Regions from separate parts of the Homo sapiens genome. Here region 1 is linked to region 2. A link is a loop called in an ENCODE intact Hi-C map of the cell type or tissue named here. Cell type or tissue: CD4-positive, alpha-beta T cell. All regions are shown on one strand. Each heading gives the region's core, and the rest is flanking DNA. Links, peaks and the distances in the headings are about the cores only. Region 1 overlaps LOC105376626 (a long non-coding RNA gene). Region 2 holds the start of LOC105376627 (a long non-coding RNA gene).

Region 1 (15,595 bases), core at 3,571-11,570, 70 kb before region 2:
TCATCCTTTTTTGTGGCTGCAAAGTATTCCATGGTGTATATGTGCCACATTTTCTTTATCCAGTCTATTATTGATGGGCATTTGGGTTGGTTCCAAGTCTACAAAGATGTTTTCAAATACAAGTATTGATGATTTTAAAGTAATTGTACGCAAAGCTGTGATGTTCATGTGTACTCCATTTGGTGGAAGGCAGAAATGCTCACTGATCTTTTGTTATGTACCCCCAAACATGTACGAGATCCGACCAGGAAGCAAGAGAAACTGCTTTTGTTCCCTGCTTCTCCCCCATTGCCCCCAAGGAGCCATCTGATGTGGACTCATTAAAAGGGAGAATATTTATTAGGCTACAGTGCCAAGTCTGCCATCTGTTATTATTGCTCTCAGCTTTTCCACATGGCAGGTGTGGTCACATCAGCCTCAAGCCATTCCTACTTGAGAGGCAGCCTTCTTAGGAAGGGCTGGATTAGGCAGATTAAATTATCTGCCTTAGATCTTAGGGAATATTTCTTTTCCTTTTGATTTAATTGTACAAAGGTTTCTATTCTTTGTTTTCTTCTTGACAGGAGAATGGTAAACTAAAGGGCTGAGATAAGGGTGTGAACCTATGGGATAGAAGCCCAGGAGGCTGTTTAACCTGTTTCTGTTCTTGGCTTAAGCAGTGGTGTGCCGGTAAATGTTTAACAACCAGCTCTTTGGAGAAGAAATGCATATGGATATATAACCAATTATAAGTCTGTTATAAATTTTACTGATTTACAAGGAGTAAAATATATGACTTACTAAGAACTATAGAACATACAATACTCCTTATTGTATGTTATCACGGAATGCTTTACCTGATTTTATAGAACGCTTTTATTTGCAGCCAAACTATGATTGCAGTTGATGAATAAGTAGGTTACTGACCTAAATGTTGGTTGACATTTTCCTTTACACAAAAGAATAAGATAAAAGTTAAAACAACAGTGACACAGAAGTTTACATGTTTGTCCATGAAGAGAGTACTTTCTCTACTGAATCAGATAATTTTCAAATACTGGAATATTTTCTCAAATTTTGTGCTATTCATAGTGTACCAACTACAAACATGACATTTTTAAGTTTAATCTGCATTATTTACATTTTTCTCTATTATTTTCTTAAGTCTAGAGACAATCCACAATAAATCAATCCCTGATTTGTAGTATTTGCTGATTTCGGTGGTATAAATGCTCTGATTTCAAGCTTCCAATGTAATGTTACTGAGTGTAGAATTAGGAAGAGATGCATAGCTCTCCATTATTACATAGTATTTCCACCATTAAAGATACAATAGAGGTAAAAACCTCAAGAACATAGATAATAGTAAATGAATAGGAAGTGGTGAGCTTTGGGTATTTATTATCTTTGCTTCCGGTATAATTTATTGAATCCTAAGCTTATATAATTTAGCTTTCAGTAATAGCTGTGTTTAATAATCAGCTTGCAAAGTTCTTAAAAGTTTAACAATCAGCTCTCACGAGCTGGTACAAGCCAGCTTCAGCACACCACTGGCCTTAGGCATTCCAATGGCAGTGGTGGTGGGGGTCGGGGGAGACATACGCCAATATGCCATGCTTTTTAAAATATGAAACCCAGGGCCCCACTCCTGGAAATGAGTCTAAGGTGAGACATCAGGGTTTGAGGTCGGAGCTCCATTAACAACCTCTCTTTGCCAGGTCTTGTTCTCTGCTCATCTCCTTTGGGACCTCATGGGGTAGAGGGTGGAATGGGGGTTTGAGGTGGGAAAGAGTTCATGTGCTCTAGATCCTGGGGCTCAGCCACTTTTTTCACTACTGCTAACTTGGGGTACTGGCCCAGCCCCCTTGACATCCTGCGGATATCTTGCTATCCTACGGAAGTGGAAATCAACCCAATTTCTCAGTTCCTAACCAGAAATTAGACTCCTAGAGACCACTGAGAAAGCAGAACTGAATATGAAAGGCTGTGGGCTAGTTAGTTGGGACCATGAAATCTTTTGCTGGGGCTGGCTGCTGACTCATGGGGGAACTTTTCTGTCTCAGTAGCCCACATGCTCAAATATCGTTGTTAAGTAAAGCTTAAGGGCAAAGCGTGATGGCCTCTTGTGTTGGTGTAAAGCTTACTCAACAAATGAAAAAGAATGGTGGCCTCCATCATTTTTTGAAATTAGTCCATGAAAACCTGAACTTAGAACACATGAAATAAGGAATGATGTTATTTTTTAAAAGGGCTTTTGCTTTACAAAAAGACTCACAGTTACTTAGAAAATGCCCCTCAGGTAATTTTAAATGGTGCTTACAAAATCCTCATTTATATATATATATATATTTGCAGAAATACATATATTACATTAAACCTATATTCATTGAACAGTACCCAGAGTCTCTTGCATTATCACTGTAAAACGGAAATGTGACCCTAATTGAGGGGACCTGAGGAGATTGCATACTAGCATAAGGGTATGTTCAGGACAGTAAACACAAGAACTTCTTTTCTTCTCTTTTGCTAGGCTGAGAGTCAACTGTGGGCATCGTGACTGAGCAAGTAATTTTGAAACTATTTGGTAGTCTCTGTAACACCTCCTGGACAATAAAGTCACTAATGAAAATTGAGGTGTCTTAGCTTGAGTGAAAGTGTTAAAGCTTTTTCAAATGCCTGAAAAAACCATCATAAAACATACATGTGAGGGAAAAGACAGTGGGTTGTCATGGAACAGGAAAGCCATGAAATCAGATAAAGCAAAAGTACCATGCACTTAGAAAATTCTGTTATTATTTATTAGTTAAATTGGCCCAGAATTCCTTGTGGAAAAATTAAAAGGCTAATGTCCACAGGAAAAGAAAAAAAAAAAGAATTGTTCAGGGATTATTAGGAATCCAGTTGTTTTCCTGAGCAGTTTCCAAATCCTGCAGATACAAACAATAATAAGAGATGATTAGGGCATTACTTGAGCTTTTTTTTTTTTTTTAAAGAGTAAAGACATTTCCACTTGAAAGCTTCCATAAGTTCTGTGAATGCATGATTTCAAAGACAGAATGTCTAACTTGATTTCACAGACTCTTCTTGGCCATGGTAAACAGGTTAGAAACAGGCATGTGATTTGTTTTATTAATTTGCCACTGCCTCATATCTGCGCTTAGACAATTTGTACCTTTGTATTTTAGTGTCTCCAACTTGGAAATGTGTAATATTCTGTACAGTAACGTTTTCATGGAATACAGGGAACCAGTGGATCTTTTGACTTCTTGTACCATGTCTCCCACCTCTTCCCCTACTCCCTGTACTTGACATGTCACATGTGGGGTCTGCTGACCTGTGTCTCTGCCTCTGCACTTACTGTTGTCCCATCTCCAACTGCCATTTACACTTCCCTGTACCATCTGGATCCCTCATTTTATGACCCTAGGCAAAGAGATCCTGTTCCAGGAAGGCTTCTAGGATGATTAGTACCCTTTCACCTTCTGCAGACCAGAATATGCAACAAGCACAGCGATCTTGGAGAGCTTGGAGAAGGTCATGGCTCTAAGTGTCCTGGAGAGGTAGACTGGCTTCAGGAATTGGTGATAAGCCTGAACTAGTTTTCCGGTGCTCTGTGTGCTATTGCTGGGGCCAAGAAGCAATATTAGATGAAGCAAACGGGGACACAGAATCTTACTTTTAGGAAAGTAGCATGAATTTTGTCCTTTCATACATGATACAATGCTATATTACGATTCCTCGCTGTAGCTCGGAATTGGTAGCTCCTCTACTTTAAGGTAAAGCTAAAATTTCTTAGCCCGAGGAACAAAATCCTTCATGATCTGGCCATGACTCTTTAATTATGTCCTTTGCTGTATCCACATCAACCCATCCATTGTTTGGACTCCCCCAAAATGACAGCTACTTGTATTTTAAGGTTCAGGTCAAGCATAACCTCTTCTTGGCTCTTGGATGGGTTTTGTTTGAGACAGAGTCTCCCTCTGTTGCCCAGACTGGAGTGCATGGCATGATCTTGGCTCGGTGCAACCTCCACCTCCCGGGGGGTTCAAGCGATTCTCCTGCCTCAGCCTCCCGAGTAGCTGAGACTGCAGGCGTACGCCAACATAACTGGCTAATTTTTTGGTATTTTTAGTAGAGATGGGTTTTCACCATGTTAGCCAGGCTGGTCTTGAACTCCTGACCTCAGGCAATCCGCCCACCTCAGCCTCCCAAAGTGCTGGGATTACAGGCATGAGCTACTGTGCCCAGCCTTGGATGAGTTTTTCTGGATTCTTCCAGGTTGGGTCAAGCAATCCTCTGCATACCTGTAATGCCTTGCTCACCTTTCTTGGAGTACTTCCTGCTTTGTTTAATCATGACCTTAATTATCACATTCACCATATTGTGAGCTTCCTGAGAACAGATCATGTTTCTTCTTCTCAGTATCTCCAGCACCCAGTACAGTGCCCAGCACGTGGTAATTCCTGAACTAGTGTTTGAATGGTATCGGCGGCATTTTTTGGAAATTAAAGTTAATGAGTAAGAAGGGCAGGGTAAGAGATTATCTTGGAGCTCCACTCCTAAAAGAAATCAGAATGTTAACACTGTTGAGCAACCCGTGGAGGAGAAGAGAGAAAGGCAATAAAATCTGCCCCCTGCCTGGGATTGCTGAATGCTGGCAATCTGACCACTTGTGACTCAGGTATTCCTAGGAATATAAAGCACTGTGAAAAAGAAAATTAAAGGGCAAGCGGACACCCAGGAAGAACTTGAATAAAAAATTACCATTAAACAAACACTAAGGGAGAGTTGTCTTCAGTAAGAAATAATGCCCTAAGAATGTGTTAGGGTTCAGAACAAATAAATCTAGATAAAGAAGAGATTGTATTAAAAGCAACCTGTTTTGTGAAGCTGAAATTAGGAAGGATGATTCATAGCCCTCCTGGGTTACAAAGTACAGTAGGTAAATCAATGGCATAGCAGCAAAGAATCTATAGCTTATTATGTGCTTTTGGCTCAAGGGAAAGAAAGGTATTTCATTCAGTACTATAGCATGTGCCCCACAAAGCCGTTTGGTTGATAGAATCAAAGAAAGTATCAATATATGGAATTCCTTCCAAGTTGCAATGGTACATATCAGTGACCTCTAGCAGCCTGAAGCTGTGTCCACCAGCACTGTTATGTTGGTTTCCCCCAAAAGGTCATGGTAACTTGCGGATATGCTGGTTTGCATAAGGACAGCTGCAACTAGAGTTATATGATATTGTTCCCAGCTCAGCCCCACCCTGTGCCAAGAGGATTAATGATGGAAAAAACCCGAAGGGTAAAGAACTAACTGACACTTGGTCATGTTTCTATGAAACTATGGTAAATAAGCATTGAAAAGAGGCACCATTTGGGACCCTGGGCCCTAGAGCAATGAGCTCAGAATCTAGATAGTATTCCAAGTTCTCATCACTACCTGTCTGTAGTAGACTAACAAGAAACTTTCCTGATTTTCTTGTTTGGTTTCGGGGTTCTTATGGGCCCATTTAAAAAAAATAAGCATGTTGTCCTTTCCTCTGCAAAGATCTCACTCAGCTAGGGTCAGACTCAGTGAAAGGCACTTGCTTCTGCAGAGGCTCATGCTGGAGATCAGAAAAGGGCAGTCAGGACCTCCAAGTGGCTGTGTTTTGAAGACCCTTGAAGTCAGTTTATTTCTCCAAACTAGTCAAGAGTCACTCTCTGGGGCTGGGCATGGTGGCTCACACCTGTAATCCCAGCACTTTGGGAGCCAAGGTGGGAGTTCGAGACCAGCCTAGGCAACATAGCGAGACTCTGCCTCAACCAAAAATAAATAAATAGATAATTAATAAATAAGTCACTCTCTGCCCGGCCTCTTGTATTCCCTCCTCCAGTATCATTTGACATACTTCCTACCCCAAACTGCCTCAATACACTGACAGGTCAGTAGGTGGCCAAGAGATCCCAAACTGATCGTTTTATCTTGGAATGACTCTGGGCTTTACTGTCAGAATCCTCCTAATTTACACCATTGCCATAAAAGTGCTTGTGATTTTCCTATGGTAATGTTGTGCACTAAATAATGCCAAGGGAATCCAACAGGTAACAGTGAGGACACTCTGGCCCCTGTCCTGATTTTCGGTATATACCATTGATTTGCAGATTAACTGTGATTCTCACACTCCCTCTGTAACCTTCTAAGCATGCAAACGTCAAGGAAGCTTAGTCCTCAGATCTGCCCATTATCCTGCATATGGTGGTTAAAAATACAAACCCCAGCCTTAAAACTACTGGATAATGGGTCAAGTTACTCAACCTCTCTCTATTTCTTCTTTTCTCATCTAAAATATAGGGGTAATAATTATAATACCTACCTCATATGGTTATTGAAGGATTAAATGAGTTAATACACATCAAGTGCTTAAGTGTTAGATAATATTATTTTTTAAGCCCCTTTGGCGTGCACACATTCTCAGATTGTCAACTTTGCAGTTGCAAAGCGTAGAACATATACCTGAAAGAGACATGACTGATTGGCTAACCAGCTTCTTATTTCTAAAGAGGAGAAAACTAAAGTCCAGAGAAAAGACGGGTCTTTTCCCAAAATTAAATGGCTATTAGGGATAGTGTGTGAGCTAGCATGCAGGCTCCCTGCCATCTGAGGCAACTCTTCAGCATTCCATGGTTATTGGGCAATGAGAAGATCAGATTTCTATAGAGTAAATAACCATTTCCTAGATTAAATAATCTTACTCGCTTAGGTTTTTGGGATGGGCATATAGTGGAGGACTTCATAGCTTAAGAATATACTGCCAATTCTGAGTGTGTGAATTCAGAAAGAAATATAAGGATTTCAGAGGGCAAAATGATAAGTAGCCGATGGCCAGAGTTCCCACACTTCGAGGGCCATGGACTTTTGCTTTGGCAGTAACAGATGGCTGGATAGTGACCAAGGGATGCTGCCTAGGAAGAGCAGGTAATGGGTTTGCCAGCTGGAGCTGAAAACATTAAAAGACCAGTGGTTCGAGTGGGCACGGTGGCTCACACCTATAGTCCCAGCTGAGGCAAGTGGATCGCTTGAGCCCAGGAGTTCAAGATCAGCTTGGGCAACATGGCAAAAACCTGTCTCTACAAAAAAAAAAAAAAAAAAAAAAAGATTAGCCGGGCATGGTGGTGAATGCCTGTAGTCCCCACTACTCAGGAGGCTGAGGTGAGAGAGTTGTTTGAACCTGAGAGGTCAAAAGTGCAGTGAGCCTAAATGGCATCACTGCACTCCATCCTGGGCAACAGAGTGAGAACTTGTCTCAAAAAAAAATAAATAAAAATTAAAAAAAAATTAGAATTAAAAAGCACCCTTTAGAATAAGACAGTCTATAGGCCCAAGTTTTCAGTGGAGCCAGGGTCATGCTATCAACCTTGCTGGTTAGGTAGTCTCCTAGAGCCAGGGACACGGAGGCACCCCCAGGAAGGAGAGTTCCTTTCTAAAGCTGCAGAGCACATTAATTCCTTTATTTTTGCTGCATTGAGATAGTCTCTTCATTCCCCTGAAGGTTGACCATACCTCTTACTGTTTATCTCTGAGTTCTCAGGCAGTTCTCTGGCAGTTCTCAGGAACTGGCAGATTTTGTTGGTTAATGTATTGTTTAGACCTCACCATGCCCCAGCAGGTTGAGAAGTAAATGGTGTTTTCTTCTAGGATTAGACCTGCTGACATTTTGAAATAGCCTAGGGCTGCTGGAAAGAGGTACCCAGGAGTTCTCTCCCTTTGAGGACAGGACCACTACCAGTTGACCTGTCTCCCCCTTTCCTTCAAACTAGGATGTTGGCAGCAGAAGATGAGGCTTGGTATGAAAATGAACAGCTTGTGAAAGCGTAACAGGATGTGAGTAAATTAAAGAATTGGGGTTTTTCCCTTTGGTTTTTTAGGTAGAGGGGAGCCTACCTACAATGAAAAGTTAAATAAAAAGTACCCACATGAATGAAGGCAGGGGCAAGTCCAAAGCCAAGATACCGTTTCACTCTAAGTAAACCCACTGAGGGAATCCCCTCCCTTAAAAAGGAAAAAAAAAAAAAAAAAAAAAAAAAAAAGGAAAGAAAACTGGTTGGGCTTGGTGGCTCATGCCTGTAATCCCAGCACTCTGGAAGGCCAAGGCAGGTAGATCGCTTGAGGTCAGGAGTTCGAGACCAGTCTGGCCAACATGGTGAAACCCCGTGTCTACTAAAAATACAAACGATTAGCTGGGCGTGGTGGCATGCGGCTGTAATCCCAGCTACTCAGGAGGCTGAGGCAGGAGAATCACTTAAACCTGGAAGGCAGAGGTTGCTGTGAGCCGAGATCATGCCACCATACCCCAGCCTGGGTGACGGAGTGAGATTCTGTCTCAAAAAAATAAAAATTAAAAATTTTTTTTAAAAAGAAAACAAATTATTAGAAACTATGACCTTCATCATCTTTTCTGTGCCTATTCTCCACTGACTTCTGGTGGCGGGGGGGGTCTTGGAATTTCATCCAGGAGAATATGTCCTTGGGTTACATGGTTGCAGAAACAAATGACTTGGTACTTGATAGTCTTTATAGAAAGAGAAATCAAAGTGCTGCAGTTAACACTGGCCAAGGCACTTGAATGCAAAGCAAAAGTGACAAAAGGGACTGAGGTTGCAGTACGGGAAGTACACTACTGTGTCAGTAGTTAAAGGTGGTGGCCTTGATTTCTCAGAGGGAGAGGAATCAGCTTTGAAGATGCCTGTCACAGACACTAGAAAATCCAACCATCTAGGGCATTGTGTCTGCTGACTCTGTGCTGAGGGATAGAGCTAGAACCCAAATTCCAGGTCCCTGTGTGTTGAAAACAGTCAATCAGCATTCTGACCCTGCCCTGATTACTTTGAATTCAGTGGCCTGGAAAGCCCCATTGATTTCACTGTCTGATTTCTGGAAGTCAATTGAAAGAGAAACATAGCAGCAAGAACCTAAAAGAAAATACAAAAGTTAGCACCTTCTAAGAATAACTTACTGGTCCCAAGTTGGTGTCTATACCTAGTCAGCACCATTAAGAGTCATCCCCGTGGTTGGGGGAAGGTATACCTACAAGGTATTGTCTACATGGGGATTTATAACTTTTACTCTTTAAGGTTTGCCTGCTTGCCAGAGATGTTGCTTCGTTTACTGTTGTTGCTTTCAAAACAGTTGCCTTTTATTTTCCTCTTGCCATGGAAACTGAAATAAATAAAGAGAAGCATGGTTTTTGAATGTTCTCCAGCTTTAGATGCATTGAAGTTTTCAAGATCAGTCAATAAGCATTTTTCTGCCCAATTACCTGTGAGAAGATGTATCTATTGGGAATAAAGAATGGGGGGCGGGGGGTATTGGAAAGGCTGATCAATAAGGCTGGGCTTCATGTCAAACATGTCAATGTATGCTTAGGCCAGTTTCAAATGTTTGGTGGCATTTTGTTCACAAAAGGATAGAGTGTGTGCATCATATTTGTTTTTTTTGTTTTTTCACAAAATTGAGTTAAATCCAGTGCTTTTGTTATTGGCTATTCTTCATGTAGCTTTCTTTAGGGTGGTTGTTTACAAAGACTTCGGCATGGTTTCACAGAGACTCATTCCAGTGGAATCCAGTTAGATGGTCCTAATGCTTTCGTTCCAGCTATGACATGTGTTTTGATTCACAGTATGCTTGGATGGACTGTGTGGATGCTTCATTCCTATGGAAGACATAATTCAGAACAGAAAACTTGTAACAGCAGCATCTTGCCTGCAAAATTATTTAAGAAAAAAAAAAAAAAGACTTTCTGGTTAATACCAAAATCTTTAACTGTCCTTTAGATAGGTACTGTTTCAAGTAATTAACCCACTGTGATTCTCAACAATGGGTCCATAATAGCCTTACCTGAACATTAACTCCTCCTATTTGCCCCCATTACTCCCAGAGATTCCAGTATTTTTTTAGTGGGGCTTTGGTGGTGGTGTGCGTGTATGTATGTATGTGTATATGTTATGTATACACATGCACATATGTGCCTTGGGTGTATGTAACTATGTATGTATATACACACATATTTTTAAACATAAATTTTTATAATATTCATTTTAAACAAAAGTATACAGATATATAATCTTAAGCACCACAGGTGAGTTTGAAGTCCAGCCATTGTTGGGAACCATGGAATCAAACACAATTTTTTAAAAGCACTTTGCTTTCATGACAAATAATACACTTAAGGATAGGAAGAGAAGGAGATGCTCACAGATACAAAGACGTTAAAAAAAAAATGCCCATGTTCATGAAGGGGCTTGCTTACAACCAATTGCTCTCTTATTTCACGGGCTCTTTTGATTTTACATAAAGTTCAGTGCTATAAAACTCTGTAAAATTTCATTATGTTTTTAAAGTCAGAGGCAGGGAAAAAGTCACCTCCAGGTGTTTAGAAAACTAAAAAAGACTGCCATTTCACTGGGCTAAGTTTGAAGCCCCGCAGATGCAAGTGCCTTGTATTCATGAGTCCACAAATAAGGAGGTGTTAATGATCAAGGTAGTGGTTGAGTGGATCCTGGTAAATACAGCTTCAATTGGAGATGGACTCAAGCAGTTCAGCATATACAGCAGACACACAAGCTGATGATAACCACTTACTATGTGCTAGGTACTGTTCTGATGCTTTGCTTACATCACCTCATGACATCTCGACAACAAGGTAGGTATTATTATCCCTGCTTTATCAATGAGAATTTCAGTCACAGACCCTTGACCACATTTGCTCAGCTAGTAGGCAGGGACTGGAACTCAAATCCGTGTGACTTCAAAGCCACGCAGCAACCACCACACCAGTCATATGCTCTGCCCTGTGGATTGGGCCATATTGAAACAATAAAGACCATCGAGCTGATGGATTTCGAACCACTTCAGAGAAATATGTAAAAGGCTTACATGCAAAAATATGTTCAGAAGACAAGCCAAAAGGCCAAGTATTCTTGTAAATGTGGCAGTGATGACTGAAGACTTTATTAAAAATATATTAAGCATGTAGATAGAGAGTGAACTGCTCATAAATCTAGGTGGTTTTGTTTACTTCTATTTTTCTGTATGTTTGAGATATTTCATTGCTGATTATTTTTGGGCAACGGGACATGGAAGAAAGTTGATAAGCTCTTCTGAATTATGACTTATTCAGGTAGTTTTGCATAAACCAGAGGGCAGATAATTGCTGATATGACCTCAACAAAGAGATAAGGTGGAGAAAGGAATGTTTGCTAATTATCTACAAAGGAAAGAGAAAGGTGAGAAATAATAAGTTACCTGATTCTCTGTGTTCTGTGCTTACTTGTTCCTCCAAAGCATTCTCCCCAGCATGTCTCTTCCAGCTTAATAACTGAAAACACTTAGTCAACAACAATACACTCTAGTGGAAAAGAGATCCTGTTAGTTTTCTAGACGATGCCTGTTGTGGGTATATTGTTTCCAAAATTATATTAGTGCTCATGAGCTGGAATCGCTGCACTTTACACACTCAAAATTATGAGACCATTTGTCCCCGGTGGTAGCTCAGTTTTTGGAGTGAACCTCAAAAGCAATCCTTGGCTAACAGAAGATTCTTCCAGATTCTAGCAATGTTTGTTCAAAGTGGGGCATAGCTGGCCAGGTGTAGTGGCTCACACCTGTAATCTCAGCACTTTGGGAGGCTGAAGCAGGCAGATCACCTGAGGTTAAGAGTTCAAGACCAGCCTGGCCAACATGGTGAAACCCTGTCTCTAGTAAAAATACAAAAAATTAGCTAGGCGTGGTGGCACACGCCTGTAATCACAGCTACTTGGGAGGCTGAGGCATGAGAATTGCTTGAACCCAGGAGGTGGAGGTTGCAGTGGGCCGAGATTGCACCACTTCACTCCAGCCTGGGTGACGGAGTGAGACTCCATCTCAAAACAAACAAAAAACAAAAAGCAAAAAAAAAAAAAAAGATGACAACAAAGTAGGGCATATCTTATTATCTTATTTACACTTACTTCCAGAGTTCACTGTAACACAGAAGGTTGTCCTTTGATTTTGACTTTTGATTCATGGAAATGTATACATGAAATTGAATTTCCTAATCTTGTGTTTCAGAACAGCTGACTTGTCTCAGGCAAGTGTGTGCGCATTATATAAGGAAGCAGTGGTCATTTATCTCATCATATATTGGACTGTGAGGCATTAATATATATGTCTTGTTCATGGGAGCCGTTGATTTTAGGAAAGCTACTTATGTAAATAAGCAGTAACAGAAGGCGCTCGGCCAAGCTTTAATGAGACATCTCAGCTCTCCCTCTGCTAAGTCAAAAAATGTACTTTGAGACTTTAATCTCCAGTAAAAGTGACAATGGAAAGAGCAATTTAAGAAACACTCCTTGCACATGTTCACAATGTTAATTTTTAAGAAATCAAAGCCATATATACAATATAATTCTACTTTTTTTAAAGTACATAAATGCAATTAATTAAATAAGACTGCAAGAATATACAAACCAGAATGCTCACAGTTGTTAACTTTCTCTTGAAGTTAACATTTCAGATGATCTTAATTTAATTTAATTTTTTTACCTTTCTGTGTTTTCAAACTTCTTTGTATTCAGCCTATATAGCTTGTTTAACAGGAGAAAAATGTAATAAATGATTAAGGGTCAGGAAAAAAGAAAAAGAAATGAATATGCACCTTCATGCTACAAACAGACCATTTCTAGTACTGGAAATGTCTGCAGCTTTATTCCTCATTTTGCAAATGAAAACCACAATACTGCCTATAATCATAGCCACTGAAGTGGTCAGGAAGAATCTTGTCAGTTCTCCAGCTTTTGCAGTGGAGTGAGTTGGATAAATTTCCTCCTCAAAGGACGTTTGGATGAGTGGAAGCTTCATTAGGAAAGAGGAGAAGCCCATAGGCAAGTCTAGAAAACCTACGTCCCATCACTGTACTGGAAGACTCATGAAGTCCGGACAAAGTGTGATACAGCCTGGTGTATGATGCTCAGTAGTGTGAATGAGATGTGTGATACAACCTGGTGTATGATGCTGAGTAGTGTGTAATGAGAGCCATGACCCAGCTCTTCCAGGACACCGTCGAGCAGACATTTGTGGGATGGTCGAAAGTCACTCAAAGAAGAGATGTCAGTAGTCACCTGGTTCAGCAGGCTCACTGGCTCCTCATCAGAATTGCCTGGGGAGTCTTTTCAAATGCACATTTCTGGTTCCCACTCTCAGAATGCTGGGTTCAGGGTTCAAAGCTCTGCAAGTGATTCACATGGACTGGTTTGTTTGTGATCTACCTTGGGAAAACTCCTTTTACAAATGAACTGAATCAACGGAATAGTTTCTTTTTCCTATTTACATTATGCCTGGTATGCTTTGCGAGTGTTGGGCCTTTGCAAGTGTCTCTTTTCAGAAATGCCATGTTTATTCCATTGCCTTTGCCCAAAACTCTGCTGGGACTCCCCCACTTTTCTTAACAGTGTTCAGAAATGGAATTCTTTTAACTGTCTTCAAAAACAGAGTGACAGCATGCTTTTGAGAGGAGAAGGAATGCTAAAATAATTTGTTATATATTTTTGAAATATTTGTCAAATGAGAAAGATTTTGTTATATTAGTGTAATGACAAAAACTATCGTATTAAAATATTTTCAAAAATAATTTCTAATAAGCCAAATTATATATCCTTGTACATTAATGTAATAAAATTTAAACGCCTATATATTGGCTATATGACCATTAAAATAATATAATCAGAAATTATTCTTGTTTTGTAATCACTTTCTTAGTTATTTTTTTCTTTAAAAAATTTTACTACTTATAAAATGTAATATGTGTAATTGTGATACGTAAGTAACAAAATAAACCTACAGAAATGTTATTTTTAGTGTCTGAATTTTATACAATACAAAAAGTAGAAGTACTTTATTAATGTGGTATCTTGATTGATCATAAAATTTTTCTCGCTTGCATTTCTGCAAATTCATTTATTAGGTCATAACTTTAGCACTTTTTTATGCTTTAATATTTTTTAGCAGATTTTTAAAAGAGCAGTTTTAGGTTCACAGAAAAATTGAGTGGAAGGTAGAGATTTCCCGTATCCCCCCTGCTCCTACATATGGCATTGTCTCCGCCATTGGCACCATCCCCCACCAGAATGATGGATTTGTTGCAACTGATCAAAATAATTTACATATCATTATCCCCAAAGTCCATAGTTTGCATTAGGATTCACCCTTGGTGTTATACATTCTATGGATTTGGACAAATGTATAATAACGTGTATACACTATGACATGTATCTACGCATACAGAGTAGTTTCACTGTCCTAAAAATCTTTTTTTCTTCACCTATTCATTCTGAGCCATTTTTAGCTCTAGTACTGAGTCATTAATATTTTTCTGAAGATTCTATTTTTTAGTATGTTTTAATGTTTTGTGGTTTTTTAAAAAATAAAGTTCCTGAGATCTTCAAAGTTATAATCTATAACTAATAAATTTAAAATTATTGATATATCAATTGACTCTTCTTTGTAGCAAAAAGTATGTTTTTCAATTGAGAAAATATCCAGTTTTACAGATGCTGAGGTAACTGGTAAGATCAGGGCAGTTTATGCTGGATGGAGAATATTCTCAATTCTGTATTTGGTATTGATAAAACTAAATATTTCGCAGATACTGTTCCACTTAGAGTAACTGTTTTGACAATTTTTTAAATGTTTTTGGGTACATAGTTGGTATATATATTTACAGGGTACATCAGATACTTTGATACAGGCATGCAATGTGAAATAAGCGTGTACATCATGGAGAATGATCCCCTCAATCCATCCCCTCAATCCAATTCAATTTTATAGACAATCCAGTTACACTCTTTAAGTTATTTTAAAGTGTACAATTAAGTTATTATTGACTAGTGTCATTCTATTGTGCTCTCAAACAGTAGGTCTTGTTCATTCTTTGTTTTTTTGTACACATTAACTATCCTCGCCTCCCCCACAAATATTTTTAAAAACAAAATTTAGCAAAAAGGTTGTCTCTGTTTTAAGTGCTTTATCAAATTTAGATGCTGAAAAATGGTAGGTTTTCTGAATTTTACTTTATTCCAGCACAGAGTACTAATTTATCTAATTAATTAACAATAGAAGCCCATCAAAATATTCTTCCTAGATGTCAAGATACTTGAAGCTCAATGACTAATTTTCCTAATAAAATCTCATATACTATTTGATCACTATTTTATGTGTTTAGAAACACTTTGATTTAATATGAATACTTTTTTTTTTTTTTTTTTAGATGGAGTCTGGCTCTGTCGCCCAGGCTGCAATGCAGTGGTATGATCTAGGCTCACTGCAACCTCCACCTCCTGGGTTCAAGTGATTCTCCTGCCTCAGCCTCCCAAGTAGCTGGGACTACAGGCACCCACCACCATGCCTGGCTGATTTTTGTATTTTTAGTAGAGACGAGGTTTCACCATGTTGACTGGGCTGGTCTCAAACTCCCAACCTCAGATGATCTGCCTGCCTCAGCCTCGCAAATAAGAATATATTTCAGTGTCTTCTTGTTTACTAGCTTTGTTTCTATTAATGGCAGTTCTCCAAAATCTTCAAGAGCTACACTTTGGGAACTTT
Region 2 (15,595 bases), core at 2,844-10,843:
TTGAAATTCATTCATTGGGTTCCAAAGTCCTGCCCTTGTGAATAAATGGATGTATTCATACACATATTTGGTTGTTTATAAAATCTGCTTTGCATTTTCACACCATTGCAATGTTGTTCTAAGGTCATAGAATTACTTTTAAGAACAACATTAATACAATTCATAATGTTGATTTTTCTTCATGCTAAAGTGCTTTACATGTATCCCTATAGCCGTGTACTAGCTGCCTTTGCCTGGTTACGGCAAAGTATATATATATATATATATATTTTTTTATTATACTTTAAGTTCTAGGGTACATGTGCACAACATGCAGGTTTGTTACATATGTATACATGTGCCATGTTGATGTGCTGCACCCATTAACTCATCATTTACATCAGGTATATCTCCTAATGCTATCCCTCCCCCCTCCCCCCACCCCACAACAGGCCCTGGTGTGTGATATTCTCCTTCCTGTGTCCAGGTGTTCTCATTGTTCAATTCCCATCTATGAGTGAGAACATGCATTGTTTGGTTTTTTGTCCTACTGCAAGGTATTTTTAATCATTTGAGAGAGAAGGGTTTTTCTTTAAATCCATAGCTATTATAAGGCAAACCATTCTCAGCACTGGTGGGTAGTTTCATGGACTTATTATGCAAAGGAAATCATATCAGCAGTGATGAGCAGTTGAAGATTTCTCAGGTAGAAGTACAAAGATGAGACAGAGTCAGTCCAAAGCATTGGCAACTAAGTCTCAAAGTAAGGTAGCATTTGTGGAAATAAAGGGGGTAGTGGATCCTAGCTATAGTGTGGAAACAAGTAGAAGTTGGCTTATTGAGTGTGCTCATCAGCAAGTCATGCAGGGACCTCAGAAGCTGGTAGAGGGAAGAGAAGAAAGCTTGGAACTGCCAAGCCCAAGATGAGGGTGCCAAGGCTGTAAAATAGGACTGGTCTCTGATGGAGTCATAGAGAGGCCATCAGCATCACATTAAGTAAACAATACGTGGCTCCTTGAGCTAATAGGCCAGCATCTATAACTAAGTGGAAACTTTTTGGCAAGAAAGGCAAGATCCCAGGCTCTTCTAGAACAGAGGTTAACAAACTTTGGCCTTTGGGCCAAACATAGCCCGTGACCTGTCACAGCTTTACTTGTTGATAAATAATGCTGTACAGAAGCACATGTCTGTTCACATGTTACAATGACAGAATTGAGGAGTTGTGACAGATACTGCAGGGTTTGCAAAGCCAAAAATATACTCTATCTAGCCCTTTGCAGAAAATGTTTGGCAACCTCTGTCCTAGAAGATGGTGAGGCTTGGAGGCAGTATTGTGTTTCCAAGTGATATGTTTATCATGGACTGAGGGAAACCACTGAAAAGAAGGAAATGGCAAGGTTTAGGCAGGATGTCAAGACCGTATCTGAATAGTCTAGAGTCCAAGACCCCAGGTGTAGGCAGAAACCAAAGCAAAAGATCTCTCCTATTGATTGGACAAACATGGGGAGGATTAAGGCAAGAATGAGGCTCATTAGGCTTGTGAAATCCAAGCGCACCTTATAATAGATATAGACAATTCCAAAGCAAGGACAGCAAGTCCAGTTTCAATGATTGGCTGATGGGTTTCAGCCAATGGTCAGTTTGAAATGCTCAGTGCTGAGTGGGGCTGGGAAGGCAGAGACTGCCCCGGGAGTAAGGAACTATTAAGTCCAAATAACCTGGATCTTTCTGCTAGACAATAAGAGGATGGCGCTATCCTCTCTACTTCCTGTTCAATATAGTAGCTCATCACACTCATCAACAAAAGGAATGCAATGGAAATTAAAATATCTCCCAGATATGGTTGTCAGATTTAGCAAATAAAAATACAGAACACCTAGTTAAATTTGAATTTCAGATACACAAAGAAAAAAATTTAATGTAAGTTTGTCTGAAATATTGCATTGGACATAATTATACTAAAATTATTTATTATTTGAAATTCTAATTTCAGTGAGAGTCCCGCATTTTGTCTGGCAACACAATTCCCCGGAAACTGGCCACCTTTGTGATAAATTATGATTAACAAAACAATGTTTTAACTTCTGGGGCAGTAAGAAATTTCTAGACCTCTGGTCCTTTTTGTTTCTCCCTCTGTCTACATACTTCCTTTCCCACCTCCTTTTATCTCCTCTCTATCACTTCCATTTCAAGGCTTGTCCAGGAGGGAGGACCAGTCACATCTGTCAATACTTCCAAGAATTATCATATGGCTTTAACTCTCATTGATTAAACCAGAGAAAGGCTGGAAACAGAGAAAGAAGAAGTCAACCTTCTTAAAGTGACTCACAGGAAGGAAACCTGGTGGACGGACAGTTTGACGATTGGTTTCTGACTCACTGGAGATTTCTTTGCTAGAGATATGCATCATTAATTTGGTATCAACAAACCATTGACATTTCCCGGGCAGTACACAGAATGCTGTCGTGGTAAAAACAGGTTTAGATTAACTGCTGGGCACTTCCTGGTTCCAAACATTAAATTAAAATGGAGATTTTTGGGTTTCATGGAAATCTCTGAGATAAAAAGCAGAAGACTCTGTGAGAACCACGCTCACAGTTTTCAGGCATCACCCCAGCACTATATTCTGTGAAGATGTTCTTGGGAAAGGTTCAAGAGAAGTCAAATCTGTGTAACTTGCTGTATGCTGTGGTCACAGTGGATAAACCTCACCTGCAGTGAAGAGGATGTGGGCAAAGATTATGCTCAGTGATGACTTTAGAAGCTTGGGCAATATGTAAAAAACACTTACAAAACATTAAACTGATGGGATTTTCATTATTCTTCCCTACCAATCATTCTCTAGTGACCTTTCCACCACTGTGACAGTATTGGAGGCACCCATGAGGATCTCCCTCTGAGAAAGAACTTGCTGTTCAGCTGCAAGGAGTGCAGTTAGTTTGCAGCCCCCAGCTGTTTGCACCTTAGCATTGTCTCATCTTTGAAGCTCAGGCCATCCTCTTCTTGGGCAGCCCCCAGAGAAGGGCTGAGCACAGAGGGGTTGCTATGGCTTGGCCATTTCTTTCAACATGGGGCTCCTCAAATGAGCAATATTTGTTTTCGAAATGCCCATGAAGTGAGCCAAAACTTTGTCAGGTCTGCACTGAGCTCTGAGGCTCATGCAGTCCAATCCTGTTTCCTCCCCATTTTGTCTTCATTTCCCAATGCAATTGATTCAATGATTGTGTCCCCTAAAATTCATATGTGGAAATCCTAACCTCCAAGGTGATGGTATGAGCAGGTGGGGACTTTGGGTGACAATTAGGTCATGAGTGTACAGCCCTCGTGAATGGGATCAGTGCCTTTATAAAAAAGAACCCCAGAGAGCTCTCTCACTCTTTCCACCATGGGAGGATACAATGAGAAGTTGGAATCTGCAACCCAGAAGAGGGCCCTGACCATAACCCAACCATGTTGGCACCCTGATCTTAGACTTCCACCTCCAGAACTGTGAAAAATAAACTTCTGTTGTTTCAGCCACCCAGTCTGTGATACTTTGTTACAGCAGCCAGAACTAACACACCCAAGAAACCTCTTGCTTTCCTAATTCTGCCTTCTTGGCCACTTCCCTGAGAGCACATCTGACACACTATCATGGCTTCAAGGAAGCAGGCAGAATGGGTGCCATTTTAACAAAAGAAAATAAATTTTATGGGGAAAGTTCTTACCAGAAAGGAAGGGGACAAAAGGTTAAGTTCAGTCCTTCCTGCCCAAGAGAGATTGTGAATGAGAAAGAAATAGAGGCAGAGTGTGACCTTCAAATATTAGGGTCTTGCCTCCACTCTTCCTTGGGGTCAAGCCTTGTTGGGGGCGGGCTATAGAAGCATTTAGAAAGGTATTAGGAACCTAAGAACATTGGGCAAGTGACATACTTTCCCACACATGGCCTGGAGGAGGCTGAAAGCACCTAGGAGAAGCCTCGTATTTGTCTTGGCACCATGTCTAACATGGCTTGAATGAGATAGTGCAGCATTAGCAGACAGAGGAACCTTCATAGACAGCAATGTGATGTTTCCCTATGTTTCTACAGGCCCCGGTAAAGGTCAGGGAAATTCAAGGGAGATTGCTGAAAATGTAGAGGCCTGAGGTTGGGAAGTGGAAGCCACTGAGATCAAGGACTTTGATTTCTAGGGACAATGACATTGTCAGTGTTCCACAGCTATGAATGCCATTGCATGCCAATGGAGGGCCTAAACCAGGATCACCTCAGGGGAACTAGCATAGGACCTGATTCCCACATGCATAGTCACATGGTAATGCCACTCCCACCAACCACAGAAACAGGTGCTAACGTTGGGGAACTTAAGGATGCTGGAAGAGACCAAGAGTCCCTGATTGTGTAAGTCTGGTCTTTTCCTCGTTTCTCCACAGGGTTAAGGGCGCACAGGGAAGATTTGATCAGTTACAGAAAACAAAGAAGCTGCATATTTTCGCACAGCTGAGAGTGTGTAAATCAATTAGTGACCCCACTGCATTTGAATAAAACAGCTTACATTTTGAATTTTAGTCCAAGCTATACAGTTAAGAGGGTCAAACTTAGGGTCTCTTAAGTCACATCTGAATAACAGCCACCTGAAGGGAACCTCCATGGGCAGACAAACTTATAGTCTCTCTGTGTGGTGAACGTTTGGCCTTTCTCTAGACCACATTTTCCAAGCAGTGGGAAATGAACTACTGGTGATAACCAAGATGATTTTAGGGGGTGTGTGGACACCATTAATTAACACTGAATACGCCCAAAGTATTTCCAGTTTCTATAAGTCCTGATGACATAAGAGAAAGTTTTTGTGGCACTCTGGTCTTCAACCTCTCTAAAACCTTCCAATTCCTGTCCTTCTCCTAGCATTTTGTTTTTCGGAGACAGGGTCTAGCTCTGTCACCCAGGTTGGAGTGTGGTGGCACCATCAGGGCTCACAGCAGCCTCAACTTCCCAGGCTCAAGTGATCCTCCCACCTCAGCCCCCTGAGTAGCTGGGACTACAGGCATGTGCCACCATGCCCAGCTAATTTTTTTTTGAATTTTAGTAGAGATGAGGTGTTACTATGTTGCCCAAGCTGGTCTCAAACTCCTGAGCTTAAGCGATCCTCCCACCTTGGCCTCCCAAAGAGTCAAGGAGTGATTAAAGGTGTGAGCTACAGTGAGCCACCGTGCCCAGCTCCAATTCCCCTTTTTGACAGTGAGATCAGACTTCAGAGATTCAGTAGCACCCCCCATCCCAATGCTGCCTCTATTCTCCATGCAGCAGCCAAAGTGACCCTCAAAGAGACGTCAAATCGTGTCCATTCTTCACTTAAGAAACTCTCATGGCTCCTCATTTAACTCAGAGGAAAAGCCCAGTGGCCCTCACGGCCCTCCCTGACCTGGCACTTCACACTCCAGCCTCCCCGCTTCCCACCCCCTCACTTACTGCTTCAGCCTCAGTGGACTCTTGATTGGTCTCAGAATGTTCTTTCCCCAGACACCATGACAGCTCACATCCTCTTCTGTCAAGACTTAACCCAGATGCCACCTTCAATGTGGGGGCTCCCCAGGTTATCCTGTCTTGGATTGCAAACCCTCTTCCACTCTATCTCTTGCTCTGCTTCATGTATATGTGTGTGGGCATAATATCGTTTACTTACTTGTATTTTTGTTGTTTAAATAAATGTGTGACTTTTCGTATGTTTATTGCGGCACTATTCACAATAGCAAAGACTTGGAACCAACCCAAATGTCCATCAATGATAGACTGGATTAAGAAAATGTGGCACATATACACCATGGAATACTATGCAGCCATAAAAAGGATTAGTTCATGTCCTTTGTAGGGACATGGATGAAGCTGGAAACCATCATTCTCAGCAAACTATCACAAGGACAAAAATCCAAACACTGCATGTTCTCACTCATAGGTGGGAGTTGAACAATGAGAACACTTGGACACAGGAAGGGGAACATCACACACTGGGGCCTGTTGTGGGGTGCGGGGCGGAGGGAGGGATAGCATTAGGAGATATACCTAATGTAAATGACGAGTTAATGGGTGCAGCACACCAACATGGTACATGTATACATATGTAACAAACCTGCACATTGTGCACATGTACCCTAGAACTTAAAGTATAATAATAAAAAATAAACAAATAAATAAATGTGTGACTTTTATTGCCTGCCTCTGCCACTAGAATGGAGGCTCCATGAGGTCAGGAGCCTGTTGTCTTCATTGCTGTCCCCTCAATCTTTAAAGCAGAGCTCGGTACTTAGTGGTTACTCACATCATATTGACTAATTAAACAAATGAATGTTCCCAGCTCCCACCAGCCCCTCCTACCTGTTATGGTCAATATCATGTCTTCTCTCCCTCAAGGCTCCCTTTTCACCTCCTCCTTTTCCTGGCAAAGCAAACACAACAAACAAAAATCTGCAAGATGCTGGGAGGCCAAGGCAGGTGGATCACTTGAGGTCAGGAGTTCAAGACCATTCTGGCCAACATGGTGAAACCCTGTCTCTACTAAAAATACAAAAATTAGCCAGGTGTGGTGGTGCGCGCCTGTGATCCCAGCTACTCGGGAGGCTGAGGCAGGAGAATCACTTGAACCTGGGAGGTGGAGCTTGCAGTGAGCCAAGATTCCACCACTGCACTCCAGCCTGGGTGACACAGTGAGCCTCCACCTCAAAAAAAAAAAAAATAAAAATAAAAGCAAAACAGAAAAACCTGCAAGATGCCATAGTGCTCCCTTCTCAACTTCATGGAAATTCTGAAATATATATGGGATTCATTTTTCCTTCCAGATGTGCGATTTGGAGGGTGGAGTGTCAAAGGAAGAGAACTGGGGGAATTCTTGACCTGGCTGGGCTCTTCTTTGGCCCCAGCTCCCCGTTCATCCTTCACCTCCCTCCCATCCTGGCTGCTCACATTCCTATGTGGTGAGTTCTGCTCCTCAGCAGTGGAGCAGGGGCTGGACTGGGCAGGGGAGAGTCGCAGGCTCCATGTGTCCAGCCTGCCCTGGTGGACTGATGGTGTTGCCCAGGAAAGGCGTGCGAGGCCACGGCTTCTGACAGCCGCAATCTGGAGTTGCTGTTAGGTCTGATTGAATGATTGACACACCACAAGCAGAAATCTAGAACTCCAGAACGGGTCTGGTGGAAGGAGCCAACTCTGTTTGCAGTTTCCTCTTCTCACCACAGCACAGTGTCGGGTTACCACGGAGATAGGGAGGAACCTTCTGAGACCTCTCCAATGGTGGGTGGCAGCCACAGTCAGCCAGGGAGGACTACACCCAATCCTTGGCTCCGCCCCTCCTCCCACACCCCAAAAGAAGCCACACAGCTAGCCAGAGAGGGGCTGCCTCTGGAATGCACACCAGGGCTTGTCCACACACACTCCCCGGCCCTCTGCGCCTCTTTAGGGAGGTTCCTGCTGCTGGATCTGCTGCCTTCTTCACCTTGAGAGTGCATTTATGTAACAAGAAAACACCTGGGTGTTTTCACAGGTAGGAAGAGATTGGCGGCTGAGCTGTTCTCTCATTTGGATGCAAGGCTGTGAGATGGGGCCTCTGTTGGCCTAGAGGTCCCGAGAAATTGGGAGGAGAGGTGCCAGTAGCAAGCCCCAAGGTCGGGGTTCCTCCTCTAACCTCTCTGTGGGGTGGAGGCATCCACACCAAACCTTAAGAGGGAGCAATGGGTCTAACTGCTAATTCTGAAGGTGAGCAGGCCCGTTTCCACATGCCAATGTCAAAATCCAACCACAGTTTGACAAGCCTTTGGGAACATCCAGTAATTACATAATAGCACTCCCAAACATGACAAGTGCTTTCATCTTTACAAAGACTGTCGTGTTTGTTCTCACTCTCCTCCCCATATGAGTTGCTTCTCTTTCTTTCCCCTATTTTGCAGATAAGAAGGTGGAGGCTCAGGAAGGTAGAGTGACTTTCTACTACTAAAGAACTAGCAGGAAAGTATTTCAAATTCAAGTCTCATGACCCTAAATGCAGGGTATTTCCCAGTGGCTCATGGTAAATGAGTTCCTTAAAAATGAGCCACGCTGAGGCCTGAAACTACAGGGCTTACTGATGTGGCTGCAAGCTGCAGCTCTAAGCCAGAAAGGGGACAAGCTAAGGAGAAGAGGAACCACCTTTGCACTGGCGGACTTCAGCGTGTCTCACGCATGCCGAATGTTTACATGTGTTCCCCACTTGGTATCCATAGCAACTGGCAGAGGTGCAAAAATGCTTCATTGGTATTTGTAAGAGGATGAGAAGAAAGCCCTCCAAGATCCTCTTTCTCCCAGTGGGCAGGGCTATTTCCATCCATGGCTTCGTGACTTCTCCCAGCAGCCGTTTGGCATGAGGATTTCAAACAGCAGGGAGCCAGTGAGTCCACCGGATAGGTATTTGAAATGTACTGAATGGAAAGCCCTCATCTCCTGCTCCCTCTTCCAGGCAATTATTCATGGAGTCAGGAGAGGATTCTGTTATTCAAGGAGTCTCCATAGTAAGGGGCTGAGAGATTGTGGTTTCTAGTCTTTAACCACAACATTTAAGGCGTGGCTCCATTTTTCTTATAATTTCCAAGTGTACATCATTACCTAATTCTCCCTGAAGAATCGAAATTGCTTTATGATGCATATGTATTAGTGATGTGAGCTGAGGTTCGGAGCCAGCAAACATCTTTCTCAGAAACCTCCCTCTTGTTCTCCTCTCCCATGTTGCCCCTTGAAGTTACTCCTTCTACCAGAGATGCTCAAAGGTTCTTGGTCAGAAAGTCTATATTGCAGCAATTAAAACTGGGGTTCAACTCAACATATGTGTAGCAGAATATTTTATCTCTCAGCATCTCAATTTGTGACTTAAATGATTCATGAGATGTTTGTTAGTGCATTATGGTCAAAAGCACCTTTCTAAGTGCTTTGAGAGAAACAAGAATAAAAGCATTCCTAACCACACCCTGCCCCCTGCAATCCCACCAAGGATCTTACAAAACCCATTTGGCTAAGCTCTTATATAGCATTGAACCAATCACTGCACACTCAGCATGTGACCAACACATATATTGAAGCCCACGTGAAAAACTGAGCACCTATTCAAGTTTCCCAGGCAGGGCTAGATTCATGGGCAGGTAACCAGTGCAGTTGCACAGGGACCTCTGCTCAGAAGGCCTTGCTTGGGGTTTAATGCACAATTCTTAATTTATCTTTCAATGTGTATTTTGTAAGAGGAGTCTCATGGGACAAAGGAGCTCACTCGTGGTCCTGCCTCCTACCCACCCTCTGTTTGGGCCCTTAGTGTCCCAGGCTCCACTCTACCTACTCCCCACCCTCTGCTCCACAACACTTGCTACCCTTCCCTCAGGGTGACTACTAGGTCAGGTTGGCAGACAGGGAGGCAACATTCTGCCCACACCCTCTGCAGGGGCCTGGGAGCAGTTGTGGGGAGAGGCTCTGCTGGGTATGCACACCATGGCATCCTGGGAAAGAGCATGGCGGTGTTGTCCCTACCCTGGGCTGACAGCACGGTGGTATATTTGGAAGGCAACTGGATGGGGCCTTCTCACCCACTCCTATCCAGGTTACAGGTGTGTCCTGGTGTGGAGGTTGCAATCCCTTGGTAGGGGCACTGTAGATAGACTGAGGAGAGACAGGCTGTGGGAAGGAGAAACTAACTTATCTGCCATGGCTAGGCCTCATTTTCACTTTGCACTTAGGTCCCACCATTATGTAGCCAGCTCTGGTCCTGGACCAAATGGCCTCTAGTGACTCCCTCTTTCCAATCTAAGCAGGTCTTGCACAACTGTCATGAATGAAGCCAATTCTGATTTCCTATCAGTTCAATTTTTTAAAAATTGCATTCTGTTCCTCAGAATCCATTCCAACCATAAAAACATGAAAAATTGATTTTGATCTCAGTATAACATCACCTCATAAATATATTTTATATAATCACGATCTTTAGAACTTGCTCTCTGTATAAAATGGGTTTCACACCTCAGCTCTTAAAGGCACTTGTTTATTATGGAAAATCAAGCATAATGTAAAATTTACATCTTAAGTGTGGCTTATGAGAGATTTTCCTGCAGAGACAGGACTGACTGAAGCTTTGTTCTTTAAACTTGGGCAAACATTTTACATGTTGAAAAGTATCATTTTGATGATGATTTCTTTTCAACACTTTTCCAGCTTTCGAAGGAAGAATTACAAATAACAAGGCATGACACTTCCCCCAAAGGTATATTTTTAGCAATTTAATACCTGGTAAATTTTTCTTTCTTTTTGCTCAACAGCTAGGCGACTGCATAGGAGGTTGGCCCAAGCCAACACACATTCATTGGACATCTGCCATGATGTGAGCCAAACCCTGGGCCCCAGGAAGTGTGGAAAATATACAGATAAATTAGAAGGTCCCTGCCCTTAAAAAGCATCTAAGACCCTTAGTTGCTGAATAGACATAAATCTGTAGCTGCTGAAGGAGATGGCCAAGAGCTAGAAGGAGGCTGGCAGGCACTGCTTAGTGCCTTACTCCTCTCTGAGCACCATATTGTCAGCAGAAGAGGCCGCTTGGCCCAGGCTGACTGTGGACAGGTCTTGATAACTTGAGGTCCACTGGGAGTTGCTGTCTGCAGCCTGACACATAGAACGCCTTGCTTTTTGTTCTCTGTCTGTTATAGAAGTTGCTTTTGGAAAAGCACCATTTCTTGGGTCAGCATGAAGATTACCCTTGTGGTAGATGCTGGAAATATTAACTATTATTAACAAATATTACTTAGGGCTTGCTATAGGTGAGGCACCGTACTGGATTCTAAGCCTCTGGTCCCTGCTCTCAGGGCATCATGGTAAGTTGGAAAAGATATGTAAGCAAATGACTAAAGTGTGTATGGAACTTGGCACTGGGGAAGTGACAGTCAAAAGTCAGTTAAATCTCAGCTGTGACTTCAGCTGGCATAGTGACTTTGATCAATGCCTGCAAATTCTCTGGGCTCTGGTTTCTTTATTTGTAAAATGGATGTGTGGCTGAGGAGAAAGAACTTGTCTATCTGGTCTCCAAGTTGACTTTTCTGTTAAAATTCCCTGACTCTTTGAGCCTCCTAGAAATAATCAGCCCCCGATAGGCAAGCTTCCCTTTGACCTGTTTATTAGTTTTCTAGGGCTGCCATAGAAAGTACGGCAAACAGGGCACCTGTAGTCCCAGCGAGGCTGAGGCAGGAGAATGGCGTGAACCCGGGAGGCGGAGCTTGCACTGAGCCGAGATCGCGCCACTGCACTCCAGCCTGGGCGACAGAGCAAGACTCCGTCTCAAAAAAAAAAAGAAAGTACAGCAAACAGAGTGACGTAAACAACAGAAATTTATTGTCTCATGGTTCTGGAGTCTACAAGTTGGACATCTAAGTATCTGCAGGTTGGTTCCTTCTAAGGGCTGTGAGGGAGAATCTGCTCCATGACTCTTCCCTGGCTTCTGGTTTGCTGGAGATTTTTTACATTCCTTGGCTTATAGATCCCTGTCTTCGTGTTCATATGATGTTCTCCTCTGTGTATCTGTGCCCAAATTTCCCCTTTTCATAGGGATACCAACCATATTAGACTACAGGCCCACCCTACATCATTATAAATTCGTCTTAACTAATCACACTTGCAAAGACCCTATTTCCAAATAAGGCCATGTTCTGGTGTATTGGCAGTAGGACTTCAACTTATGAATTTTGGGGGGACACAATTCAACCCATAACAACTAGGTTTATTCATTTCTACCTTAGAATCTTTGGTCCAGTCTGACCCAAGATGGTAAATAGTTTTCATTTCAGTTGCTAAATCTTATCAATTAAAGTCATTACCTGGAGTGTTGTGTGAAGACATGTGAGTTGACATCTTTTTCCCTTTAGTGGGAAAGGCAACCGGAATTGGTTCAGCCCACCTGAGAAACAGGAGATTTAAAAAATCCTACTGTCTATCTTTGAACCAAGGACCCCACCCAAAAGGGAGAAACCTACAAAGAACTACTTTTTTTGGAGCTCTCCAATTGAAATGGTTCCCAAAAGGTGATTGCCAATTTGCAATCTTGCTACAGACAATCACACTAGCAGGGCCATCAAGCCCATCCCATGAGAATGATCAAATCTCCAATAAGACTCAGCTGTTCCATGGGGGAGTGAGGGGAATGAAGCATTCAGAAAGATAAAATCATCTGGGTTTTCTGAATGTTTTCCCTGCTGAGGTTGAGGCTGAGAACTTGCATTGGCTGAAGACTTGCAGCTGGAACCAGATAGGAAGTAAGCTTCTGGAAGCACTAAAATGAATTGTCACTCCCACTCTCGATACCCACAGCTTCAAAACCACCAGATGCTGACAGCTGCTGTGGAAATCTAAGCAAGTGGAGGGATATCCAGATTGAGCTGGCCAAGTTTGGTACAAGAGCTAAGAGTCTGGGAACAATGGGAGGTCAGCTTTCTGTGTCACTGTGGATACAAAGGAAGTACTTTTGAGACACAGACAGGAAGTGACTGAGGACTTTAAGGGCAGCTTGGGCTATCCAGGAAAGTTCTTCATTCTTGTTTTTTTCTGCTGAGGCTCTAGAGGGACACCTGTCAGACTGACCAAGGCCGAAGATGGCTCCCTACCAGAGAGATTCAACTGAGGGCTTGCGATAGGTCTTGTGACATTGCTATTGATCTTGAGACATTCATCTGAAGCATGATTGTCACTGGCTTCAAACTTTCCTCATCATAAGAGAGGGACTGGGTCTACTTCAAATGTTTCGCACTAATGAAGTTAACATTCCCTTTCATGGTGAGGTAAGTTGATTGCATTAACAGCCCCAGTTTTTCATTCTCCCCTGAGGCCACCCATTTGGTAGTACCCTCCCACACTGATTCTTGGTTTAGTCATGTAACTTGCTTTAACCTCCAACAGAAGCTTGAAAAACACTTGTTCATTTCTGCTTGCCCTCCTTAAGCTCTGCCCTCATCATGAGACCATGCCCAGGCTAGTCTGCTGGAAGGAAGTCAGAGGCACACGGAAGAGAGCCACATTCAGCCAAGGCCATTCTAGACCAGTTGTTCCCTGTCACTTCACTAATTGGCCACAGCACAAGGTAAGTACAGCCAAGATCAGCAGAATCACCCAGCTGACCTGTTGAATTATGAGAAATAAGGAATGGTTGTTGTTTTAAGTCACTAAATTTTGCAGTGGTTTGTTACTTAGCAATAACTAGTAAAAATGGTCTTCTTCATGTAAGGGTAAAGAGGGAGGGTTCATAGATTGGGCTTAAACTGTGTTCACTGTTGACATTCAATCTGACTAGGAAGCTCTGAGAAACTGACTGGGCAGGTCTGTTAGAAGGCTATTTGCATGTGATGCCTCCAGGAAGAGAACGTCCTAAGGCAAGAACAAGTCAAGGAGAGAAGGCTGGCCAGGGAACAAAGACTTAGTCATAGAGAGGCTGAGAAAATCCACCCCGGTGTCTGTCATTCTAATGGGTCCTCTGGCTTAGGCTCAATAGATTATTGTCTGACTCTTACAGTTGAAGGTAGAGGCAAGGTGTAGGTAGAAAGGATTATTTCAGTAACAGCTCCATAGGACGCCGAGACACAAGCTCCACAGCATTAAGATTAGTGTAAAAAAAAAAAAAGTAATACAATTGCAGCAGGCTGGGTGTGGTGGCTCACACCTATAGTCCCAGCACTTTGGAAGGCTGAGGTGGGAGGATTGCTTGAGGCCAGGAGCTTGAGACCAGTCTGGGCAACATAGTGAGATCCTATCTCTATTAAAAAAAAAAAAGTAATAGCCAGGCATGGTGGCACACAGCTGTAGTCCCAGTGACTTGGGAGGTTGAGGTGGGAGAATTGCTGGAGCCCAGAAATTGGAGGCTGCAGTGAGCTATGGTCATACCACTGCACTCCAGTCTGGGTGACAGAGCAAGATCCCATCTCAAAAATATAACAATAAAAGCTATTGTAGCAAGAGAGGATCTCTGTGAACGAACTACAAGTTCAGCACCCAGATGATTTCAGCATCTTAGTCAAAGGCCAATGCCCAGGAGGAGAAGATGGTGCCCAGCAGAAAGAGACTTAGTAACATCTGTCTAAATAGCTACATTAATTTATTATTTCATTCATTTATGCATTCGACAAACATTGAGGGCTATCCCAATTACTTTTTGTAAGGTTATGATGAACGGGGATCAAATGTTTTCGTAAGGTAGGATTCCTATCCATAAGAAGCCCAAGGACTGGTTCACATTAAAATATACTTTTTCTCTTGTGTTCTCTTGATTGATTGGTAATGACTGCTTACAGCACTCCAGGAACATTTGAGAGCCACATCCTGGTGCAGAGAAGTGCTGTGATTGATTAGCAATGTATGCTTTGGCCACATATTTGTAACCCTGAAGGTCTGGATTTCTGTCTGGCTCCATAAATAGCATGTAGTTTGAGACCTATGAACTAGGCCATTTGCATGTCTTATATGAAAAATCCCTCTCCCACTTCCTCTTCTGAGGCTGAGGGACAAAGAGATGAACTGATCTCAAGAGAGGAGGTTCCAAGTTGTCACTCTTCTTTTTTGACAAACAAAAGAGAATGATATTTTCTCTGTATCTACTTCAACTCCTCCCGTGTAAGTCAGAAAGATAATCCTTAGGACGGGGTGGGGGGGGTGGGGTGTGGAGAATAAAAATCCATGTACAATGACAAAAAGTACTCCGCCTTCCACCTACAGAGTGATAAAGGGTTTGAGGATGTGAGACCATAACCCAGCCTTGAAAGTAAGCATGAAATAGTACGAGCCCATGTTGACTTGGTGCTGTATGGACAATGAAATAAAATCCAACCAGCCAGGTTTGTCTGGTATGAATGTGGTTAATCTGTTGACAGCTTGGGAGCCTACAGGAACTATAGAGTGATGGGCAGAGCTCTCAAAGCACATTTGATAGTATTGTGGCTGACTCTTCAGTAGTCTCGCTGATAAGTTCCACTTGGATTTAGATGCTTACTACTCAGACAATTGTGGGGAGACAAAAGATTTTCAATTCACTCTACTACTCTGTTCTAGAAGGTCTATTTGTTTTGTGAGCCAATGAGAACTCAAAAGGCTGAGAACTTAATCTAATATAGCTTTTGTCATCTGCAAGACCTGTTCTCAAATCTCTGCTCTGTCATTCTTTACTCGTGTGACTCTGGGCAAATGCCATAAGCCTCAGGGTCTTCATCTGAAACACTCAGGGATAATAATAATGCTTGTCTCCAGGTTTTGTTGAAGATTGAATGAGTGTGTAAAGTGCCCAACAGAAAGTCTGGCACATGGTAAGTACTCAATGAATGGTCGACATAATCATTAACATTAGAGTTTTGGACACTCGAATCATCACTCACCTCATCTCCTTTCCACCTTCTCTTTTCTACTCACAAAAAGGCTTTGTGCTGTGGTCTGAATGTTTATGACCCCCAAAATTCATAAGTCAAAATGCTAACCCCCTAGGTGATGGTAATAGGAAGTGGGGCCTTTTGGAACAGATTATTAGGCCATGCAAGTGGAGCCCTCATCAATAGGATTAGTGTCCTTATAAAAGAGGCCTCAGAGGCACCTGCCTTTGCTGAGGCTTCAGTAGGTAAA

Evidence for each region. Peaks named below come from ENCODE experiments on the same cell type or tissue, not always from the same donor. Only the 100,000 strongest peaks of a DNase experiment are listed, where the experiment ranks them.
Region 1: it touches region 2 in a loop (4-fold over the local background); 15 of 110 quality-filtered maps call a loop at or near these places.

What each region holds. Positions count from the first base shown.
Region 1 is chr11:35,004,948-35,020,542 of GRCh38, forward strand. LOC105376626 (a long non-coding RNA gene) reads right to left here. Exons shown (of 4, transcript XR_001748180.2): 4 at 2,756-13,223. Among named protein-coding and RNA genes, the nearest start is that of MIR1343, 71 kb to the left of the region's middle. RefSeq lists an enhancer at 8,945-8,994. In CD4-positive, alpha-beta T cell, for the core only: no CTCF peak of the experiment used is centred there; DNase peaks (open chromatin) are centred at 7,924 and 8,944; H3K27ac peaks cover 2,362 bases.
Region 2 is chr11:35,075,500-35,091,094 of GRCh38, forward strand. It overlaps LOC105376627 (a long non-coding RNA gene), which reads left to right and starts at 7,334. Exons shown (of 4, transcript XR_931194.2): 1 at 7,334-11,387; 2 at 12,939-13,076; 3 at 15,230-15,285. RefSeq lists enhancers at 2,595-2,644, 7,412-7,531, 7,882-8,031, 14,293-14,402. In CD4-positive, alpha-beta T cell, for the core only: a CTCF peak has its summit at 7,360; DNase peaks (open chromatin) are centred at 7,222, 8,112 and 8,542; H3K4me3 peaks cover 1,953 bases; H3K27ac peaks cover 4,325 bases.